5 separate regions of the Homo sapiens genome follow, and all the other regions are linked to region 2. Evidence: chromatin contacts called from ENCODE Hi-C or POLR2A ChIA-PET data. All regions are on one chromosome and are shown on one strand. The core of a region is the stretch at or near the end of the contact, and the rest is flanking DNA. Distances in the headings are between cores, read along the strand shown. Region 1 holds the start of SREBF1 (sterol regulatory element binding transcription factor 1). Region 2 holds the start of MED9 (mediator complex subunit 9). Region 3 overlaps TOM1L2 (target of myb1 like 2 membrane trafficking protein). Region 4 overlaps MPRIP (myosin phosphatase Rho interacting protein). Region 5 holds the start of MPRIP (myosin phosphatase Rho interacting protein).

The links. A loop is a pair of places that touch in the nucleus more often than their neighbours do. ChIA-PET counts read pairs that join two places held with the same protein, here RNA polymerase II (POLR2A). Pooled maps may share reads with other maps.
Region 1: a pooled map shows a loop between it and region 2 (4-fold over the local background). The contact joins the promoter of SREBF1 here to the promoter of MED9 in region 2. A Hi-C loop is called at or near these places in 1 of 37 single-sample maps with no recorded cell type and 8 of 50 pooled maps. POLR2A ChIA-PET finds 5 or more read pairs at or near these places in 2 of 52 experiments (activated CD4-positive, alpha-beta T cell and activated CD8-positive, alpha-beta memory T cell).
Region 3: a pooled map shows a loop between it and region 2 (7-fold over the local background). The contact joins the enhancer-like site here to the promoter of MED9 in region 2. A Hi-C loop is called at or near these places in 6 of 50 pooled maps. POLR2A ChIA-PET finds 5 or more read pairs at or near these places in 2 of 52 experiments (HEK293 and activated CD4-positive, alpha-beta T cell).
Region 4: a loop to region 2 is called in a pooled map, with 2.0 times the contacts of the local background. The contact joins the enhancer-like site here to the promoter of MED9 in region 2. A Hi-C loop is called at or near these places in 1 of 37 single-sample maps with no recorded cell type and 1 of 50 pooled maps. POLR2A ChIA-PET finds 5 or more read pairs at or near these places in 2 of 52 experiments (activated T-cell and activated naive CD4-positive, alpha-beta T cell).
Region 5: a map of naive thymus-derived CD4-positive, alpha-beta T cell shows a loop between it and region 2 (6-fold over the local background). The contact joins the promoter of MPRIP here to the promoter of MED9 in region 2. A Hi-C loop is called at or near these places in 2 of 168 maps with a recorded cell type or tissue (both naive thymus-derived CD4-positive, alpha-beta T cell), 1 of 37 single-sample maps with no recorded cell type and 9 of 50 pooled maps. POLR2A ChIA-PET finds 5 or more read pairs at or near these places in 1 of 52 experiments (T-cell).

The regions. Positions count from the first base shown.
Region 1 is chr17:17,835,685-17,838,384 of GRCh38, forward strand. SREBF1 (sterol regulatory element binding transcription factor 1) reads right to left here and starts at 1,302. Exons shown (of 19, transcript NM_004176.5): 1 at 1,043-1,302. The coding sequence starts at 1,133. RefSeq lists enhancers at 177-1,078, 1,079-1,981, 1,982-2,700 and silencers at 681-960, 1,151-1,310.
Region 2 is chr17:17,475,481-17,478,279 of GRCh38, forward strand. MED9 (mediator complex subunit 9) reads left to right here and starts at 1,520. Exons shown (of 2, transcript NM_018019.3): 1 at 1,520-1,785. The coding sequence starts at 1,562. RefSeq lists an enhancer at 1,524-1,623.
Region 3 is chr17:17,957,166-17,959,865 of GRCh38, forward strand. The region is part of intron 1 of TOM1L2 (target of myb1 like 2 membrane trafficking protein); the gene reads right to left. Among named protein-coding and RNA genes, the nearest start is that of TOM1L2, 14 kb to the right of the region's middle. RefSeq lists a silencer at 1,129-1,178. Within about 2 kb of position 1,411, at least 22 of the 41 ENCODE cell types and tissues checked have a DNase peak (open chromatin) inside an H3K27ac peak, as active enhancers do.
Region 4 is chr17:17,181,375-17,184,074 of GRCh38, forward strand. All of the region lies in intron 23 of MPRIP (myosin phosphatase Rho interacting protein), which reads left to right. Among named protein-coding and RNA genes, the nearest start is that of PLD6, 24 kb to the right of the region's middle. Within about 2 kb of position 1,262, at least 6 of the 41 ENCODE cell types and tissues checked have a DNase peak (open chromatin) inside an H3K27ac peak, as active enhancers do.
Region 5 is chr17:17,041,207-17,043,906 of GRCh38, forward strand. It overlaps MPRIP (myosin phosphatase Rho interacting protein), which reads left to right and starts at 1,251. Exons shown (of 24, transcript NM_001364716.4): 1 at 1,251-1,765. The coding sequence starts at 1,643. It overlaps LOC124903938 (a long non-coding RNA gene), which reads right to left and starts at 1,119. Exons shown (of 3, transcript XR_007065644.1): 1 at 1,065-1,119; 2 at 575-702. RefSeq lists a silencer at 816-1,275 and an enhancer at 1,938-2,700.

The DNA.
Region 1 (2,700 bases), core at 52-2,551, 360 kb after region 2:
TCCGTTTGCTCTATCTACAAAATGGAAGCAACGGGCCTCCTAATTGGCACTTGGTGCCACCATTGGCCCCAAACCCCTTCTCATCACAGCCAGGGTGATGCTCCAAAGATGGAAGCCGGTGCCACTGTTCTGCTCCGCCCTTTCCCTGGCCGACCAAGTCGGTTTGCGTCCTCCTCCTCCCTGACCTCACTCCTTTGCAAGCCTCTAACTCCTCACACTTAGGCCCTGCCTCGAGGCCTTTGCCCTTCCCTTGCCGTGGCCTGGAAAACATCTTTCCTTGCTGGTCCTGGGGGTGACCCTCAGGTCTCAGCTTAGAAGTCCCTGACCGCTCTACCCAAAGTAGCCACATCCCTGCCCTCCCCCAGCCTCGCTCCACCCAAGGTACAACTAAATACCCGTTTGGTTTCCCGGGAGATTTTTGTGTTCCCTAAAAGAGGGGGTACCCAGGTCTGTCTGTAAACCCTCGGTGCCTAAGACGGGGCCTGGCATTCGGTGGATGTCAGTGAATGAGTGCGGAGGCTGTGCCCGTCGCAGACCGGGAGAACCCGACACGAGGCGGGGGAAGGGCGCGAGGCAGCGCCCATGCGCATGCGCAAGAGCTCCGACGCCGAGCTGAACTCTCGGGCCGGAGGGAATGACCGTGAGTAACCTCGCAATTACGTCACGGCTGGGGCTGGGGCGGAGCTTCGGCGACGCCTGGGTCCCCAGCTTCAGCCGTGGCCATCACAGGGCTGGAGAGTCACCGGTCGGGCGGCACCCGGCCTGGGACGCGTAGAGGCGCACGTGTCCCGGCCCGGAGCCGCCAAGGGACCCCGGCCCGGCCCAGGAGCCCTCACCCACAAGCGCGCGGCCCGAGACGCTAGCGCGGGAACCAGGGAGGCTCGGTGAGGCTCGGGACACCGAGCTCAGAGACACCGGGAAGTCCCGCGCGAGCACAGCACGGAGCTGGCGCCCGTGGGGGAGACAAAGGCCAGGGAGACACCTGCGCGCCCCCTACTCGCGCCACCCGGCGCAGCTTCAAGCCCTGCCCGCCCTGACGCACCTTCGATGTCGGTCAGCAGCGCCGCGTCCAGATCGCACGGCTCGCCCAGCGCCTGCTCCAAAGCCGCCTCGCTGAAGGGTGGCTCGTCCATGGCGCAGCCGCCTCCTCCGGGAGGCCCGCCGGGCCCGCCGCCTCGTACGGCCCTTCCTAGGGAGCGCCGCCGCGGCCCCGGCTCTCAGTCGCCGCCGCCGCTCCGCGCGTTCGTGTCCTGCCCTGGCCTCAGAGGCGGCCCGGCGCCGGCGAAAAGTTCCTCGGAAACTGGGTTCCCCCGGCCGCAGCTCTGCTGGGCGGTCGAGGCGGAGGCGGGGCCTTTCGGGGAGGACCCGCCCTCCCAGATAGACGGCCCCGCCCCACCTTGAGAGAGCGGGGGACCCCTGATCCCCGGTCTGCGCCACAAATCTCCCCTCAGCCGGCCCCTCCTCCAGAGCGCCCTCCAGTCATTCATTTTATCCAGCCTCGCGCACAATGGCAGCGGCCTCTGGCCGGCTGCTGCGGGAACGCGGGCAAGCCGAGCCCCCTCTCTGGGCCTCTGTTTCTCCAGCACCAAGCAAGGAAGCCGAGTGGAAGCCCCAGGCCTGGGCCCATCCCAAACTTCATTTCCTCATTTCCTAGATTTGACTCTTTAGAACAAGACAGACCAGGATCCAAGTTATAGGGGTCCCAGGCCTGCTGTGTTGTGAGCAGGCCTGATGTAACTGCTGGGCCAGTTACATCACTCTGCCTCAATTTTCCTCATTTGTAACATGGGCCTAATGATGCTTTCTCACGGGCAGGCTGGGAGGCTAGTGACAATGTGGAGGGGAGCATGACCTGTGAGATCAGCCTGCCCCCTCTCTGCAAAGAAACCAGAAGATTGGCCTCTTGAGGACAGGAGTGGCCAAAGAAAGAGGCTGGAATTTCGTCATCTGGTTTCCTCCCAGATCCAGCTGTAGGGATAGGATACCAGTGGGCCCAGTGCAGCTCCTGAAGGAGGAAGCCAGTACCCAAGGAAGACTGGCCCCAGGGCTGTCTGACCCCAGATTTGGCACTTATTCCCAGGAGCAGCCAGGATAGGGGCCGCAAGGAAGAGGTAGCTGTGCTTTAGATCAGAGCCAGGCTGCCCTGGATCATCACAAGCTGGGACTAGATCAGAGCAGGCAGCCCTGTTGAGAAGAGGGCTGGAAACCGAACCTGGTTCTGTGGCCTAGGGACAGAGCCAGGTGGGGCAGGAAGGAGGGAAGGGGTCCCAATGAGGTGGGTTGAAATAAACCAGAATTAACATTCAGGAATCTGAATGTGATAAGGCAGTGAGCTCCCTGTCCCCAGAGGTATGCAAGCAGAGAGAAGCACCCTTGGTGGAGGGCAGTCCAGGAAACTCATCAGGGGCCTGGGCCTCAGGCCTTCCCGACCCCAGACCTTCATAAGTCAAGCCATCCTGCAGACTGCCTTGCTCAAACTCCAGATATAGCCTATCTGGCCACGCCCTAAGCAGGAGTAACATTCATGATGCATTTTAGAAGGGGTGTGTGGGGGAGAGAAGCCACAGAGCCCAAGTCCCTGGGGCTCAGCCTGGACATCCAGCTCCCTTTGTTCCTCTCCCAGAAGTGGCTGCGGTGGAAAATTACCCAGAATAGCGGCGCCAGAAGTCATAGGGGTCGCCAAACCACATCTCCCCAAGT
Region 2 (2,799 bases), core at 270-2,769:
AGCTGTGCTGAGGCCCTTTACTACAGAACCTGTACAGCGCACCCTCCAACAGCACTTCCATCTATGGTCCTACTCCCCAAGGATCTGCCTCCGCACAGCCCTCCCAATGTGCCTGAAAATATCAGCATTGATCCTTTCCCTGGCCACCTTGCTCTTAAGGCTCCTGTTCATCATGCTATGTGGATGTGGACCTCCTCGCCTCTCTGTACTGCCCATGATGGTGGATTACAGCAGAATGGGCTCACCAGTTGACAGCTTTCCCCACTCATGTCTTCTACTCACTAGCTAAGCTTGGGGTGGGTGTCCCCATTGCCCGGAAAATTACTACACAGCCCTCATATCAAACTTGTTTTGAGAAGCATAACCATAAACCCATCTTTGGCCTATGATCCTAGGGAGTCCTCATGCCAACAAGACCTTTTGGGGTCAGCCACGCATGTGAAGTTAGAATGCAGTTTAGGCTGTGCCATGAATCTGAACTAAATATGATTTTAGGGGTGAGGAAACTGGGACCTAGGGGCTTGGGGAACTGGCCCGAAGGTATGGAGAGTACCTGACCTTGTCGTTCTTCCAGGATATGATATTTACTCCTGGCACCAATCCCCTCTACCTTGTACTGAAAGCAAGGACAGCCTGCCTGCAACCACACATACAGGTGGCCATCCAGCAGGTGCATACTAAATGTGTGTTGAGTTGAATTATTAGACTCTTTCTAAGCAACCTTGCAGCATTGAAGGGACCGCAATCCCTTTGCCTCTGCGTCCTTAGGGCTAAACTCGAGGTCTCGATGTCTTGCACTGTGGGCTGGGCCGGGTTTGGTGCCTCACCCAGCAGGTAAGTGCTGTCTACGCCTCCCACAGGTCCAGTGGCTCCTCTCCAGACTTGGGTGCACTGGGCCAGGCTGCACCTTACTAATCTCAAGGCTTCCTGTGTTTGTGGCTTTGGGGCCCTCTTCATCGTGTGAATAGGAATAAGAAGATTGTTATTTCTGGCCGGGTGCAGTGGCTCACGCCTGTAATCCCAGCACTTTGGGAGGCCGAGACGGGCGGATCACCTGAGGTGGGGAGTTCGAGACCAGCCTGATCAACATGGAGAAACCCCGTCTCTACTAAAAATATAAAATTAGCCGGGCGTGGTGGTGCATGCCTGTAATCCCAGCTACTAGGGAGGCTGAGGCAGGAGAATCGCTTGAACCCGGGAGGCGGAGGTTGCGGTGAGCCGAGATCGCGCCACTGCACTCCAGCCTGGGCAACAAGAGCGAAATTCCGTCTCAAAAAAAAAAAAAAGATTGTTATTTCTGAAATAAACCCCTATTTCTCACTATTTAATAATTTAGCAATCTTGACTCACAATCCAAATCCAGGCACCCCAGACCCACCCACGGCCCGTTGCCTAGCAACAGCCTCCCCACCCCCGCCTCCGCGCCTTTTCCCGCCGACTGCCCAGTGCGCACGCTCAGAGCCTTCCTCCACACCCCGCCCCTGCAGGGCGCGCGGTGGTGACGTGTAGAGTGCGCGACGCTTTTGGCGACCCGACCTCTGGCTAACCTACCCCCGGAGCCATGGCCTCTGCTGGGGTGGCAGCCGGGCGACAGGCGGAGGATGTATTGCCGCCAACGTCCGACCAGCCGCTGCCTGACACCAAGCCGCTGCCGCCTCCTCAGCCGCCGCCGGTCCCTGCGCCTCAACCGCAGCAGTCGCCGGCGCCACGGCCTCAGTCACCTGCCCGCGCGAGGGAGGAAGAGAACTACTCCTTTTTACCTTTGGTTCACAACATCATCAAATGGTAAGAACCTAGGAGAGGACCAGGCCCCATACTCCCTCCAGCTTCTCCTCTCAGCCGTTTCAGAGCTGCAAGAGGCCTTGGCGCTCTGGGGCACGCCCCCGTTTCACAGATGGGGAAACTCAGACCCAGAGCGGGAAGAGGCCTTTCCCAAGACCACAGAGACATTCCATGAGTTAAGCAAACGATTTGAGCCTCGAGAGGTGCGATATCCTTAAGAATGAAGCCAGCTTAGAGACTAAATGCAGACTCTTGTCCAGCGGCTCAAATGTTCATCCCAGCGATCTTGAGCAAATTAAATCTCTTTAAGCCTCAGTTTTCTCACCTTTAATGTTGGTAATACTCACTTTAGTTCCTTAGTTCAGCAAACTCAACAGATAAGCATCATCTTCCCTGTGCCAAGTGCTACGGGATGGACGCAGTAAAAGGGGCCAACTTTTCACCCCCAAAGGTTTAGATAGAAGGAAAAAAAGACATGATTGGGAATAACCCACAATTCAAAAAGATTGAGACGGGAGTGGTGGCGATGGGAAACATTAGACTAAGCAGAAACACAGAAGTTGCCTCAGATGATTAGACCCACTTGTACTGACTTTGTTCTAACAGTACCAAAGGAAATAATTGTTGTCATCCTTTTGGCCAGCCTTCAGGGTAGCCTGAGTTTTCAAAGTGACTCTGTAGAGGAAAAACCAAAAACAAAAACACAAAAGTCTCACTGATCCTTATGTTTGCCTAAATTATTATTTTTTTTGAGAGAGGGTCTCGCTCTGTCACCCAGACTGGAGTACAGTGGCGTGATCTCGGCTCACTGCAGCCTCAACCTCCTGGCCTCAAGCCATCCTCCCACCTCATCCTCCCAAGTAACCGGAACCACAGGCATGAGCCATGGCACCCAGCGAATTTTTGTATTTTTTGTAGAGATGGAGTTTCACCATGTTGCCCAGGCTGTAAATTATTTTCATTATGTTACTTCACTGTATATCCACGTGATACTAGGTGTAAACCCCTAGGCTTGTA
Region 3 (2,700 bases), core at 161-2,660, 480 kb after region 2:
AAACAGGGTCTTGCTATGTTGCCCAGGCTGGCCTCAAATTTTTGGCCTCAAGCAATCCTCCTGCCTTGGCCTCCCAAAGTGCTGGGATTACAGGCATGAGCCACCACTCCCTTATACAGCCTTTCAAAATGGCAGGTAGAGAAAACAATGCATATGATTCTTCTTCAAAATATCACTGGGATTCAACACAAAAGAGCATATACTGTATGACTCCACTCATGAACTTCTAGAAGAGATAAAAGATCAGTGGTTCCCTCTGCAGTGTGTTGGAGGAGAGGATTAACTGGGAAGGGACCTGAGGGAGCTTTCTGGGGTGAGGTTGACAGTGCGTATCTTGATGGGGTAAGGTGACAACATGTAAGCATGTGTCAAAATTATAACAAAATGTATGCATTTTACTACAAGTAAACTACCTCAGTGAAAATCATTAGAAGGCAAATATATATACATTTACACAAAATATATATAAAGTATAACATATTTATATAAAATATATATAAAATATGTATATGTATATATTTACCTGTGTGCATGTATTTACATGTGTGTATATACTTACATATCACAGGCTATACACACACACACGTACACACACATATGATTCATAGGTATGTACAGTCTCTTATGGAAAGCTGTAAGTCTTAAGAAAAACTAGGCCAGGCGTGGTGGCTCACGACTGTAATCCCAGGCCGAGGTGGGCGGATCATGAGGTCCGGAGATCAAGACCATCCTGGCTAACACGGTGAAACCCCGTCTCTACTAAAAATACAAAAAATTAGCCGGGCGTGGTGGTGGGCGCCTGTAGTCCTAGCTATTCAGCAGGCTGAGGCAGGAGAATGGTGTGAACCCAGGAGGTGGAGCTTGCAGTAAGTCGAGATTGTGCCACTGCACTCCAGCCTGGGCAACAGAGCAAGACTCTGTCTCAAAAAAAAAAAAAAGAAAAGAAAAACTAAAAGCCACTTTGATTTGGGCCTTAAGCTTTAGGTCTGAAATGAACTTGGAAAGCTTGTTCAACCTCTGTTCTTCAAAACAAACGAACGAACAAACCATGCTCTTCAAATGAGTAACTGACAGGATGTGCCCCACCCAAAGTCTCACAGCAAATCAGCAGCAGAGCAGTGAACAGTCCCAGACTTTCCCAGTCCTAGCCTGGGATTGGTTTCTCTGGTCTGGACCAGTGCCAGAAAAAGTAGATAAAACAGAAGACCATTGGTGATTTTATGAGCTAATTTCATTTAAACCATCAAATCTAGAGCTAAATAGTACCCCCAACCAAGCCCAGTCAAAAACAGGAGACTAACTTTCAAACAATAAAATGTATTTACCTTCATGAGGCTGAGTTGAAAATTTCCACTCCATTAAAATGACAGACTTACTACCCCATGCTTACCCTCCCTGCCCATATACAAATATCTAAATGACTGGCAAGAGGCTGTGAGCTAAATAGGAAGACATGTAAGAGTCATAAAACTGAGTCACTGTGGGACCTTGGCAAGTCTCCTACTGTGATACAGTAAGAAATATATATTTGGTCTTTGTCCAGGTTCCTGGCACACCTCACCCAAAACCCCTGGAATCTCCTGAGAGATAAGTGTCTTTTGTATGCTAATGAGATTGGGGCTCCCTAGCCAGAAAGACCAAGGTACATTTCAGTGTTGGAACTTTTAGCCGTACCCTCATCCCACCTTACCTCCGGAAAGGGGAGAGGGACTAGAGGTTGAGTTATTCACCAATGGCCAGATTTAATCACTCATGCCCACATAATGAAACCTCCATTAATACCCCTAAACGATGGGGTTCAAAGAACTTCCAAGTTGAACACATAAAGGTGCTGGGAGGCTGGCACAGAAGTTCTCTGCCCCTTCCCCACACCTTGCCCGATGAATCTCTTCCATTTGGCTGTTGCTGAGTTATATCCTTTGTCACGAAAATGTAAGTAAAGTGTTGTCCTGAATTTTGTGAGCCATTCAAGCATATGATCAAACATGGGGAAGGCATCACGGGAATCCCCAATTTATAGCCGGTCATGGGAAGTACAGATGGTAACCAGGAACTTGTGACTGGCATGTGAAGTGGGGGCAGTCTTGTGGGACTGAGCCCTTAACCTCTGGGGTCCGCACCAGCTCCAGGTAGTTAGTGTCAAAACTGAATTCAATTGTAGGACATCCATTTGATATCAGAAAAAAGACAAAAACAACAAAAAAATCCCTGCACATTTGCTGTCAGAAATGTCATACATCACAGACACCCTCTCTGGCCTTGTTTCCACAACCTGCAAAAATTAGAGGGTTGGACCAAATACCACTAAGACCCTTTCAACTAGAGTCTTCTGATTCTTTGAATTGCTGGTTTAAGAATTTCCACAGTTAGCATAGGAGACTCTCGCTCTCTGGAAGCCACTAGCAAATTCAGCTTTCAAACCCCAAGCAACATCATTTCTCAGGCCTCATTTCCTATTTCGACTAATGACGTGCCAGAAATCTGTGTGATTTCTCCTTTGAGGAGCAGCAAAAAAAACTCCACAGTGTCCTATTACAGGACCCAGTTCTTGTCCCCAGCTCTCAAAGACAGCCCAATTCTCTGAGATGAAAGAATCAGTCTCTCTCCATTACACTCAATTTTAAACCAAAACCCGAAACAGAATTTTTGACATGCCTCCCAGACTACAAGGCTTATGCTTCATTAATGATTAAAAGAGCA
Region 4 (2,700 bases), core at 12-2,511, 290 kb before region 2:
CTCCCCATGCTGGCCCTTTCTCAGGCACACCCACAGCACCCCGCCGTCCGAAGGACTTCATCCTGAGGCTTGGTTAAAGAGTTGAAGGTTTTAAGCCTAGTCAGTTTGGTTTTATTTTTCTACAGTTCTAAGTCCCCTATACCCAAATATGGTTTAGGCTTGATTGAAAACTTAGCTTGGGCATTTTTCTTTAAACATAACGTTTTGTTTAGCAAAAGGAAACTTGTTCTTTTTTGGTTCACGGTTTTCTTACTGAAGATTCTACTACTTATTTGAGGCTAAACTGTAGCTAGTATCTTTGAGCTTTTCTTGAAGGAGTTTGAAGTTCACTATTAGTGATTTGGGCTTTTGGACCATGTCTATAAGTGACATGGGACCGGCTGTCACTGACAGGACCCTTCCAGGGAGGCTGTGCAACACCCACGGGCCCCTGACAGTAACTCTGTGCAGTGAGTGGGTGGGGGCCTCTCACAGTGGCTGGGAACCAGCCAGAGCAGGGATGAGGGAGCAGACTGTCTGGGCCCCAGGGCAGACTGAAAAGGATGGAGAGAAACCCCAGGATGGGGTCCTCCTCCTTATGTGTTTTTAAGTTGATGTTTGGCTTGGCTGGGTTTCCGTAATAAAAATCCTTGGAGTGCAGGGCTAGTCCTGCTGGCCCCAGCAGAAAGTCGAGGACTTCCTAGATGTCTGTGGTGCAACAGGGCAGGATGGGGCCGTGTTCGCGCTCCCAGGAGACATTAGGAGGCACAGGCATGGGTGGGTGTCATCCTTTTCCTCAACTGTATCTGAAGACTCCACCCAACCCTTCAAGAAGATGGAAATGCAGTTGCCCAGAAACCGTACTTCTCAGTGGTGTTTTTTGATGTGGCATCTGATGTGCACTGATCTGTGTCTTTTGTTCTGTTCTGTTTTTCTGTCCTGCCTCGCTCGAAAGGACCGCAAGTCTCAGCTGCTACAAAATCAAAGACAGCAAGTTGCTTAGGAGCAGCACAGCCTTTTCTGGGATTGAGACCAGAGAATGCTTCCCTCGGGGTTCTTAAGGGGCCCCCGTGTCTGTGGTCAGCTCAGTATGTGGGGCTACAGGAGGCACTCAGTGGAGACAACAGCCTAGGGGGAGATGAACCCCAGAGGGAGCTGGCTGAGCCTTGGGCTGAGCAGCCACCGGGAGAGAATCCAGAGGACGTAGAGAGAGAAACAGCCTCCTGCAGCCAGTGTGGGAATAACGTAGGGGATTTCACTTACTTCCCACCCTTGGAATTGTAGCAAGCCCAGCATCACCTGAGCCTGAGCTCTGCCCTTTGTCACTGGGGCAGGAGCCAGTAGCGAGCATGCTGGGTGCTGTGGCTGTCAGGGCGCTCCCCTCCCCTGGGCCTGCTGTAGCAGGAATCTGGGGCTTCTGACGCAGTGCCTGCAAGGAGCAAACCCAGGCCTTAGGAGTGATCAAACTCACTACAGTCCTGACAGAAAGTCCCCAACAAGCAGGAACCGGGATGTCAGTGACATCCCCCAGCCATGCTCCGGGGCCTGCCTCTGAGTAGCACTTAGGCTCAGGGCTGCCTGCCTGGCTTGGCCCCAGCCCCTTCAATGGTGACCAGATGTCTACCCAGGTCCTCTGCAAGACTGACTGCTGTGAGAACCCTGCACTCTGTGGGGAGGGACCCCCCAAGGGCACCTGGAAGCAGGCATGGGTGTTGAGGTACATCTGGGCTCAGAATGGGAGATGGATTTTCCCCCCATTCCCCCAGCCACTCTCTGTGGCAGGCTTCCAAAGAAACCCTCTCAGAAACACACAATTATCAAGCTGTGACAACTGCTTGAGGTGAGGCTCACCTGGACCAGTGAGGTTGTTTGTTTGTTTTGAGACGGAGTCTCGCTCTGTCGCCCAGGCTAGAGTGCAGTGGCGCGATCTCTGCTCACTGCAAGCTCCGCCTCCCGGGTTCACGCCATTCTCCTGCCTCAGCCTCCCATGTAGCTGGGACTACAGGCGCCTGCCACCACGCCCAGCTAATTTTTTGTATTTTTTAGTAGAGACGGGGTTTCACTGTGTTAGCCAGGATGGTCTCGATCTCCTGACATCGTGATCTGCCCGCCTCGGCCTCCCAAAGTGCTGGGATTACAGGCGTGAGCCACCGCGCCCGGCCTGGACCAGTGAGTTTTAAAATGCTTAGCAGCAGAACCCTGTATTTAAAAATCACATTGTTTATTTATTTACACAGACACATAGCTCCAGAATATAGCAAACAAGCAGGTCTGTTCTGGGTAGAGCTGGGTGGGGTGGGGGACAGTGGAGCTCCCCCTTCCCTTGAGCTTTGGAGGGAGCCTCAAGCTGACCAGCCCATGCTCAGTCCCCAGTCTATCACACCAGAGTCTCCAGGACAGTGCCAGAGTGTGCCTGAGCCTAAGCTGGCGACTTCCCAGTAGATGGGGTACAGCCTGCAGTTTCACGTTGCTCAGGTTTTTGGTTGAAACTGGTAGAATCAGGCAGACCCTGAGCTAGAGCCCATCCCTTCAGCTTCCAGTTTCTCAGTAAAGCCTGTACCTGCACCAGCTCTGGCAAGGGTAAGCCACAGGGAGTCAGCAGGGCTGAGTGTGATGGCGACACTTAGCGTGAAGAGGGAGATAAGTGAAGAGCCACAGCACTTTCCAGTCAGTACTGGAATGCCCTTCATTTCCAGTCATTCTCTGAAAAGTGCTCTTCCT
Region 5 (2,700 bases), core at 1-2,500, 430 kb before region 2:
ACCAGATGATCCGTGGAAAAGTACACAGCTCTGGAAGCATTTGCTACTTCTCCTCCTAAAACCTCCTCCATTCCCTGAGCGACAGCTGCTGTGGCTGCCACTACCACATGCTCCAATGTCACCTCCTCCGTGAAGGCTGGGTTAGCTCACCCCCCTGTTTAAAGACTCACCATGACTCCCAGCTGCCAGTGGGATGACATGTGCACGCCTGGGCTTGGAATACAAGGCCTGGGTGATAGAGCCCTCTTCCAATCCCTCTTGCTCCTTCTTCCCCTATCTCCACTTCCAGCCACACTCAACCCTCTCACTGTCCACTTAAACTTCCCCTCCTCCTTGAAGCCACCCGAATTTTTCTAAAGAGCGCATTTCTCCCCTCTCTGGGCTCCTGCAACCTTCTGCCTGAGCCTTTGACAGCCTTTTCCAGGTTGTCTTTTGGCCAGGAGGCTGGACAATGGAGGACGGGAGTGACAGCTCGGCCCCTTCCTAGCAGAGTGATCCTACACAAATTACTCCAGGTGTCTGACCCTTCATTTCCTCAAGCACATCATGGGGGAAAGAATGCCTAGCTCAGCACCTGGCAGAGAGTCAGCCTTCGCTCATCTCCCCTAATGGAGCTGACAGCTCTTCAAGTCCGCTGACATCTTCTCTTAGTCATCCCTTGAAATACTACCCGCTGTTACTTCTCTGCTCCTCAGTCTCCTCCTATGTAAAATGGGGATGAGAAAGGAGAGGTTGCGAACCTTTAATGAGCGAGCCCTTGGAGTATCCAGCCCTTCCCGACGCTAACTGACTCCTACGAGGGGGCCTGGTACACAGTAGGTGCTAAACTAATCCTCTCCGAGCTGGGCTTGGGGAAGATGCCTCCGTTGGGTGTACAGCGTGGGCGCGGGAAGGCGAGCCTGGGAGCGAGGGGGTTGCAGAGAGGCAGCCTGAGGTCGGCTCCGCCTTCCCCCGCATCCCCCGCCCGGGCCCTGCAGCTGTCAGCCCGGCCGGCCTCGGCGCCAGTCCACCAAACCTGAACGTCCCATGCCGGCGCCCCCACCTTCCCGGCCTGCACAACTTACCTTGCGCTCGGCGGCCCTCGGTCCCGCCCCCGACTGCCATTGGCCCAGAGGTTCCTTTGTTAGCGAGAGCGCGCCAACCCCATTGGCCGGTGGGGCTGCCGATCGCGTCGGGCGCGGCCCCGCCCCGTACGCCCCGGCACCTCCCCGCGCCCGGCCGCCCGCCCGCCCGCCCGCCCGCCCGCCCCCGTAGTGCGTGAGGCGCTCCGGTCCCATTTGCAGCGGCCGCGGGGCGCCGAGGGCAGCTGCGGCGGCGCGGACGAGCCGGGACGGCGGCGACCGGAGCCTGAGAGGCGGGCCGCAGCGGGAAGCAGCGGGCCCGAGGCCGCGTCCATGGGCCCGCGGCGGCCGGGCGGCGGCGGTGCGGGCGGGAGCTGGGCGTCGCGCGCGCTGTGAGGCCCGGGCGGCTCAGGAGCCTCGGCGCGTGCAGCGAACCGCCCGCCGGGAAGGAGGCCGGGCCGGGCCTGCGGCGGGGCCGGCGAGGGATGCGGCGCGGCCGCGCTGAGCCCCTAGCCCGCCGGGAGCGCCAGGCCGGCCAGGCCTGCGCCGCCGCCGCCGCCGCCGTCGCCGCCGCGCCGACCATGTCGGCAGCCAAGGAGAACCCGTGCAGGAAATTCCAGGCCAACATCTTCAACAAGAGCAAGTGTCAGAACTGCTTCAAGCCCCGCGAGTCGCATCTGCTCAACGACGAGGACCTGACGCAGGTGAGCGACTGGGGCCGGCCCGGACACCTCCGTTCTGGGAGCCGCGGGTCGGCGGCCGGGGCGCCGCCAAGGGCTGCAGGGAAAATAAAAATGGAGCAGGGAAATGCGCGAGTCCTGGGGCATGGGGACGGGGACGGGAAGTGCATTGACAGAGCTGGGACAAAGGGAAAATCCTCGAGTATGCCGAAAAATAACATCCTTTCCCGTTCCCATTGCCCGGCTGTGTGATTCATGCTTTTTGGGTGACTCAAAAGTGCCTGGTTTCGCTTAGTAGGAACAAAGCGCTTAGGGATTGCATGCCGCTTGACGGGACCCCCCTGAGATTCTGGCTTGGGACTGGACTTGGATTTGTCCAGCCAGAGTGGCCCAGGGGTCGGATTGTTGGGGAGGACTGTGGGCTTCCGTCTAGTGGGACGCAGCCTGCCCCGATTCTGAATCATCGTCACTGTCAAGCACTGGAGAGAGGTGAAGGGGTGTCCAAATCTGGCGAGGAGGGTCTTGTTCTTGAACTTAGTTTGGCAGGCCGTAGTTTAGCGGGGAGCTGGGACCAGTTCCCTGGTCACTGGCCGAGGGGTGAGGAGACCTGTGGGTCCTCGGGAAAGTTGATTTCTGTCTCCCAGCCTTAACTGTCAAACAGGGCTTTGAACTAGTTATGACTCCCAAACGTGCATTAGAGTCATAGCCATTAAACACAGAGTTCTGGGGCCCCCGCCCTGGAGTGACTGGGGAGATGGGGAATTTGTATTGATGAAAGGCTCCAAGAGGCTTGGCTGCAGCCCCCATGGCCCTTGGGAACCCCTGCAGTGATTGCTGTTTGAACTCCTAGTGTTCCAGGATTCCGAGCCTTGTGTGCACCTCCTTGGGATGTGCCTCGGTACCCTCCCCACGGCCATCATCTCCATCCTCTTCAGAGCTTTCTCTCAGCCTCCTGAATG